3 separate regions of the Mus musculus genome follow, and all the other regions are linked to region 1. A link is a loop called in an ENCODE intact Hi-C map of the cell type or tissue named here. Cell type or tissue: heart. All regions are shown on one strand. Region 1 overlaps Gm30618 (a long non-coding RNA gene). Region 2 has its middle 14 kb from the start of Hddc2. Region 3 holds the start of Tpd52l1 (tumor protein D52-like 1).

Evidence for each region. Peaks named below come from ENCODE experiments on the same cell type or tissue, not always from the same donor. Only the 100,000 strongest peaks of a DNase experiment are listed, where the experiment ranks them.
Region 2: it touches region 1 in a loop (15-fold over the local background); 32 of 42 quality-filtered maps call a loop at or near these places.
Region 3: a loop joins it to region 1, with 6 times the contacts of the local background. A loop is called at or near these places in 15 of 42 quality-filtered maps.

What each region holds. Positions count from the first base shown.
Region 1 is chr10:30,823,938-30,826,437 of GRCm38, reverse strand. It overlaps Gm30618 (a long non-coding RNA gene), which reads right to left. Exons shown (of 4, transcript XR_380234.4): 3 at 2,043-2,131; 4 at 1-877. Among named protein-coding and RNA genes, the nearest start is that of Gm30618, 5.5 kb to the right of the region's middle. In heart, a CTCF peak has its summit at 1,198 (motif pointing left); no DNase peak of the experiment used is centred here; H3K27ac peaks cover 312 bases.
Region 2 is chr10:31,297,836-31,300,335 of GRCm38, reverse strand. No RefSeq gene overlaps it. Among named protein-coding and RNA genes, the nearest start is that of Hddc2, 14 kb to the left of the region's middle. In heart, a CTCF peak has its summit at 962 (motif pointing right); no DNase peak of the experiment used is centred here.
Region 3 is chr10:31,444,560-31,447,059 of GRCm38, reverse strand. It overlaps Tpd52l1 (tumor protein D52-like 1), which reads left to right and starts at 1,102. Exons shown (of 8, transcript NM_001359364.1): 1 at 1,102-1,348. The coding sequence starts at 1,330. In heart, a CTCF peak has its summit at 1,068 (motif pointing right); a DNase peak (open chromatin) is centred at 1,079; H3K4me3 peaks cover 1,251 bases; H3K27ac peaks cover 1,003 bases.

The DNA.
Region 1 (2,500 bases):
AATGTGACCATAAAGTAAAGATTTTCATTCCTATCTTTTATATTTTGGTGGAGTTTGTTTTGCTGTGGATGAGGTAACTAGTTCCATGTGTTTGTTAAGATAGCATATCTTGTGTGTCCTGTCTTCAAGAACAATGGTTCTTGGAACAATGGTTTTTGGTCTGATTGAAAATAAACACTCTGGGGAAGTCCTGGATCTTTAAAAGAAAATCTTAACTCTGGTTAATATTACTGAGTTTGAGATTACATTACTATTTTTAGATAATATTCAGTACCACCAAGTTCTTAATACCCAGGTCAAAGGGGTTGTGCGCTTCCCTGCAGTCCTTGAGGCAGAATTGCTGGCTTATTCCTTTACCATGTGTCAGTATGGCTTCTACAGAAACAGCCTCCTCTTGGTCTCTTGTTCTGAAGACGAATTATTTAAGGTCAGTTTGCAAAGCTGTGAAAGATCTGTCACGAGGCGGTCTTCACTGCTGTCAGTTGCCTCTCTCATTTGCCACCCAGCCTTCCTGGTTTTCTTCTTGCCTTGCTGCGTGGCCTTGCCTGTGTCCCTTTCAATGAGAATGTTTTTGGTTTTTTTAAAATCTCCCCTTTAGGTAACTCATCTTCATGTTTCTGATCAAATGCATCATTCTGTTGGTATCACTACCCCAGGAAGAGCCTCCTTGTGGCCTCGCATGGCTGCATTCTTCCTTTTCACAGAACTTGGCCATTGAAAGTGGTCTGTGACTCTGTGGTTATGCTATTCCTATACTGAAGACCAATGATACGAGATGTTTGTGCCCCATTGCGTCTCTAGGGCCGCTTTGTTCTTTGTCTAGTACAGAAGAGCAGCTCAGCATATATTTGTGTAGATTGGATAGCTGGATGAATCCCTAAATGCATAACGGAATGAAGAATGAAGGAATGAGAATCATACACTGGACTAATAGAACTAATTTGCATTTAATTTCTTTAAAGACTTCCACTGAACTTTAATCTGATACAACAGTAAGTACATATACAAATAAAATCAAGCACAACTGATGAGAAGAAAAATCTAGACAGACAGACACACAGACAGGGGGAAGAAGGGAGGGAAGGAAGGAAGGAGGAAAGATGAATATCTTCTATTTCCCCTAGATTTTAGCTATAGTCCGCCTTAACTGGGCTACATGGAGAATGAATTTGAATCACATGAGGCTAGGATGCCCTCTTGTGGCATATTTTCATAGTTATCATTTTTTCAACCTGCCTGTAACTGTCCCCCTTAAAAGTATTCTCTGTGCTAAATGTTGCATGAGATTATCTGAAGAGTTAGCTAGAACATGATCATTTCTTTATTTTTTCATCTTCCTCAAATATTAAACCAATGCCAAAGAATAACACACATTAGCTTCAGATGATCAAATGACTAAACCTGCAAAGCCTTCTCTGTTCTTCAAAAACTGGTTTCCATCTTCCTTATTCCTGTAAATGCCTTGTTTTATCAATAGTGTCACATCAACTGATATACCAATAAATGTCATTTATTATTTAAAGACCTAATCTAAAATGTGATCCTATTCAATTTGACTTTTTTTTTTTTTTGGTTAATTCCCCCTCCCCCCCCTCCCCCCCCGTGGCAGACCTGGTTTAAAGGAAGGAAAGGGAATGGAAACCTGGAGAAGGGAAGAAGCAGACAGAACATGAGGGCCAAGACAGCAGTAATGGAGAAGGACAGAGAGAGGGAGAGGGAGAGAGGGAGAGAGGGAGAGAGGGAGAGAGGGAGAGAGGGAGAGAGGGAGAGAGGGAGAGAGGGAGAGAGGGAGAGAGGGAGAGAGGGAGAGAGGGAGAGAGGGAGAGAGGGAGAGAGGGGGAGAGGGGGAGAGGGGGAGAGGGGGAGAAGCTGACTGGGAGCATGTAGAAACAAGAGCGAGGGAGACACAGAGAGAGAAGGACAGAGAGAGAGAGACAGAGAGAGGGACAGGGGGGGCCAGGGGGAAGAAGGGAATAGAGAGGAAGAGAGGAGAGAGGAGTGGGTGTTGGGGAATCCAGCAGTCCTCTTATAAGCTGCCTTACTTGGCTCGAGCCTGCCAGGCAATGGTAGCAGATGATGATGATGTAAGCTATTGCTAGGTTGATGTTGGGAAGTGCCTTCCGGAATTGTCCTATAAGCCAAAAATAGCTATTTAAGTCAATAAAACATTAACAGATATAAAAATGATGCTTTAGGTGAGCAAACATGCTAAAGAATTGAAAAGCACTTCCATTTTTATGTGAAAAGTTTTCTACATTTTTTGTGATATTTAGCAACAAGTTTTAAATACATAATTTGAAGAAAGGACATGCCAAGCCATGCCTTTCCGCTGTGCTTAGGGGAGGGCCCTGTGTGTAACAGTGCCTCCAATGGGACTTCTGTAGGTCCACCGCACAACTGAGAGGAGGAGCACCTGTTTGTTAAAGAGTACAGGACTTAGGCTGGGCAAAGCCAGGTTAGACTCCTGGTTCCCAGCCATACTTATGCCACTTTAAATCAT
Region 2 (2,500 bases), 470 kb before region 1:
CAAACAAAGGAATTAAAGCTTAAAACACAAAGTCACAGAAACACAAGAGAGATAAATGTAGAGTTATTTAAAACTTGTGAAAGGAGTCAGAATAATGTGGAAATAAATAATATGGAAAGTACCTTTTAACTCTAGAAGTCTAACCTTGCAAGAGAATGTCCTCGCACTGGACGATCACACTGCTTTCCACAGGCTTTTCCTCCTCCTGCTATATACACTTTATCTTTATGGATTCCATTACAGACCTGTGAGAAAATACTATAGTGATAACTAAATCTACCCACTTTCTCATCCTTGGGCATTCAAGACTGAATCATCCATTGGTAAACCACTTATAAGTTCCTTCTATAACAAAATTAAGCTAGAGAGGTCACAGGTGTCCTTAGGTAGAGGTGGGGCTCACCATTAGATTAACAATTCTTCCTTAAACTTCCGTAACAATGCTCCCCCTTTTAGATTGTTTAAATTTGCAAATTTTCAAAAGAATATCATTATTTTGTAACATTGAGGTTGATTAATACATTAATCGGTCACTGACCAACAAGTATGCATAGAGATGATCTAACATTAAAGGTAATAGGAAAGCTATATAGGTCAGCAATTTTCAGCCTATGGGTCCTGATCACCCCGTCATGGATCACATACCAGATATCCTGCATATCAGGTATTTACATTATGATTCATAATAGTTGCAAAGCTACAGTTATGAAGTAGGAGCAAAGTAATTTTATGGTTTGGGGTTACCATAACATAAAGAACTGTTTTGTAAAGGGTCGCAGCATTAGGGAGGTTGTGAACCAATGTTGATGACTGTATTGTGATTGCTGTCCACGGTTCCCCTCAAGCTGGGGAGGAAGAGATGGATTTGGGAAGAAGTCGTGCACTGGAAAGAGGAGAGGGCTATCTGGCAATTTTCAGGGCAACACCAAGAAACTACATGTAGTTTTGAGAGTCAACCACCAGGTGGCACTATGTCATCACCATTGCCTTCTCAGCTCTGGAGCATGAATATATTAAATGTCCTGTTTCCTAACTGGATTGAGTAAATATTTATACTCTCACTATTTCTGCTTCTGTCCTTCTTCCTTTGTCACTCTCCCATCATTCTTCTTACCTATCACCTGTAATGGTAACAGCACTCCCATGTGATTATATTTAGAAAAAGTATACGAATGCCTAGAGTACCAGGAGTATATTCTAACGTCCTTACAAATGGTCTTTTCAAGTAGTTACAGGGTTGAAGAAGCCTTTGTGGTGATTTATGTTCATATAGAAATCAGTAAGTATAGGATACTGCATATAATAAAGGTCAAAATTTTATTTGGATACAGACTAAGACATCACAATACGTTTTCAAATAGCCACATTTTTATTCTGGTAATCTCAAAATTATAAAATGAAGAGAACCCTTGTTACATGGGGAGAAATGTCATTCTACCAGAGGCCTCCAGGGTGGAAGTCATTTGCTGGGATGTGAGTGAAAGAGCTACACGGAGTCACTGCTTAACTGTGAAGCACAGATTCCTTGCTCTAAGTAAGAGAGGCCCAGCAGAATTCTAAACATATTTAAAACAACAAGGAATTCTTCACAGCCTGAATCAAGTTTGGAAACTTATTCTATAAAGCATCCAAAAAAATGTCATGATTAATCCAGACTAAAAAGTATCCTTATCAGGTATTGTTTTTAAAAATGGATTTCATTGATAGTGAAAATATAGAAAAACCAGGCTAATGCTTTTTAATTCCAAGAGATAGCCACATTTGGGGATCTTCATTAAAAAACGATGCTGTGGAGTCTCAGGAGTGACTCTAGTGTGCTGCATGAAAGGAAGTATTTTGAGTGGTCTGACCTTCACTGGCAACACTAGAGTCTTGCTGAGAGATGGCACCCTTGACCAAAAGATCATTATACCAAAGCTGAGTAGCCAACTTTCTGGCGGGCCCTGAATTCTTCCTGCACTACTTTATTTCTTCTTTTTAAGGGGTGGCATATGTTCATGAATGTAAATAAAGTCACAAAATATCCATTTGGATGACAAAGCCAATTTAGAAATAAAATGGAGGACACTGAGGACTCTTAAAGAGATTTCTAGCATTTTGAGAAATAACTGCAATTCTCTGATGTGCCTTAGTTTAGTGGACTTTGTAATTTAGATTCTAAATTGTTGTGATAAGTAGGTAGGATTAAAGCAAGGTGGTGTCTTTAGGCAGAAGGAATTCACTCTCAAGAACCTAAGAGCCATAGCCCTGGGGCAGCAAATACCTTATAGTGCTTCAAGTTCTCAGAGAGCTTTCAGAGAAGTAACCAATCACAATAATAAAACCCAAAACAAAGTATAAAACTCAACTTTGGGCCTAACGAGACATCGTTCAACTTTAATACAGAATCCTCAGAAAGAGAGCAGAGTATGAGGATTCTTTATTCTAAATTGATGCTGTGGAAGGCATCTGAGACCATGAGGTAAGGAAAGGAACCTCTTCATGGTAATGAAATAGACAG
Region 3 (2,500 bases), 620 kb before region 1:
GCTCGTGTGCATGCCACAAAACCACCAGTATTCTTTCTTTCAAGGGAAAGGACACCCATTTTTGTATTTTATCCTGTAACTTTGAGAGTAACTTGGGTGTGGTAAAAATACGACTTTTTGATTGATTAATCACTATCTTTCCTGAGTGTAAATCTACTTGAGGCTCTTTGGCAGAAATTACAGGAGATTTAATATAATAAACACCTTCAATCTCACCAGACTCCCCCATCTATTTTATAGAGAAAGAGAATGACACCCTTTCACGCAAAATTGCAAATTATGTAACACCAAGCATAAGAAAATGCTAGACTGTTTCATGAAGTTTGTGAGACGCTGAGGAAAAGGAAGTACGTAGAGACTGGTGGGGGTGACGTGTGAGCGCCCATTCATACTGTTAGCTTTCCAGTTACACCAGCAGACAAGCCTTGACACAGGACTGAAGTTTTAGTCTTCTCTGAAAAGGACTCCTACACCAATCTAGTGACACAGCCTACAGGCTCGGGATAACAAGACACATGTCCTATTAATGTGTCTTAGGCTCCATGTTCCTTTGTCACTTTTCACTCGGATTTGCTTGTAACACCAAACTCAGTTTTTCTTCTGCCTGTTGGAGTAAACAAAAATCTCAAAATATTGCAGCCCCTACCCCCCACGCCAGCACTGCCCAGTTTCGTTTCAAACTAGATTCATGCCCAACACCCTAAGTGCAATATAGTGTGATGAACTTTATAGAAGAAGTATACACATTACATAACCTTAATAAACTGTGTTTTTGTCCGAGCACTGTATGCTCAATGTTAAATGAGCCAATTACATTAAGTAAGGGTTCTATAAATGGGCATATAACAAAGTTATATAATGGTCAGTTGACAAAAAGAATATGGTACTGGGGCGCCCAGGAACCTAACCTGACTGTCTCCACCAGGACCAATGGCTCAGCATTGTACCCCTGCGCTCCCTACCTCCTTCCTGCCAAGGCATTTGTGTCTTGTGGGCTTCTGGGCTATGGTGTTGGTTGTCTGCGCGTTTGTGTGCTGGAGGGGAAGCCTCCCACTGGGTGCGCAGAGCGGCCGGCAGGTGGCGCCCGACCTGGCGTTCTCGGTTGCGCTGTGTAGCCTAGGTGGATTGGAAGGGGCGGAGGTAACCAGCAGCGGCCAGTGGTGGCCGCCGCCAGTACCCCGCCCCCTCCACGAATGCTCGCGACACGCGCGCCGGGAGAGGGCACGGGCGGCGGGGCTAGCTGTCTTCCGAGCTCGGGAATCGCTACCATCTGCTGCTCTGCGAGGAGTCCGCGTGTTCTCCGCGGTGCTCAGCTCCAAACCGGCCACCATGGAGGCGCAGGCACAAGGTGGGTGGTCGCCGGTCGCCCCCGAGGTCTGGTCCTCAGATGTACAGAGAGACTATTTTCCTTCAGTACCTAACTTTACTCCGGGACAGACAGGGACATCCTACGCAGACGGAACTCTGCGCCTACGCGCGCCTTCGGGATCCTTTGCTTGACTCAGATTTTGCGGTGGGGCTGGGGACCAGGGAAGGGCTGAGGACTGAAAACAGAGTAGCGGGTCTGCAGGGATTGTGTCCTTGTCTGCACTATCCCTTCCAGCAGTCAGTGGGCCATACTTCCTCGTCCTGGAAGGTGTTCAAAGGACCTGTTGTTCAGGCTCCGGATGTCTGCGCTGTTCTTCCCGGGGAGGCGTGGGGAGAGCCGGATCTTCTGGACTCCGGCCTTGGGGCTCACCTCTTGCAGTTCACAAATGCGGGCGGGGGTGACGCGGACCCGAGAGGTGGTGGTTTTGTGGAGACTCAGTGTCCCTGCTATTCGAGGGCTGCAGCGTGGGAGGATTGGCCTTCAAAGGCAAGAGAGCTTCACATTTCCCCCCAACCCCCAACCCCGCCCCCGACATCCAGATTGATAACCCTATCCCAGTTTTTCGTGTTCTTAGAAGAGTCGCTTTCCCACCCCACCCCACCTCACCCCCCACCCCAGCCGCACCCAGTGCCTGCCTTAATTGAGGGTTGGTCACCTGCTCTCCGTGCTCAGGGTGTTCGCTGGAGGAATCCAGAGAACTCTAGGATCATTCAAAATAAGAGTAAAGGGATCTTAGAAAGGATCAGAGATTGCCTTTATTATTATTATTATTATTATTATTATTATTATTATTATTATTATTATACCTAAGTTCACTGTAGCTGACTTCAGACACACCAGAAGAAGGTGTCAGATCTCATTATGGATGGTTGTGAGCCACCATGTGGTTGCTGGGATTTGAACTCAGGACCTTCGGAAGAGCAGTCAGTTTAGAGCAGGCCCTTTACCTGCCGAGCCATCTCATCAGCCCAGAGATGGTCTTATGTGGAGTGAGGGACAGGGAGGACGAAAGCTCTCGGAAATTCACTTTGGAAGCAGCACTCAGAAGGAATGGTTTGCATTAATGCCATCATGACCACCTTTCCTCGCACTGAGGAATTTTGTGGTGCCCTTTTAAATACATAATGCTTT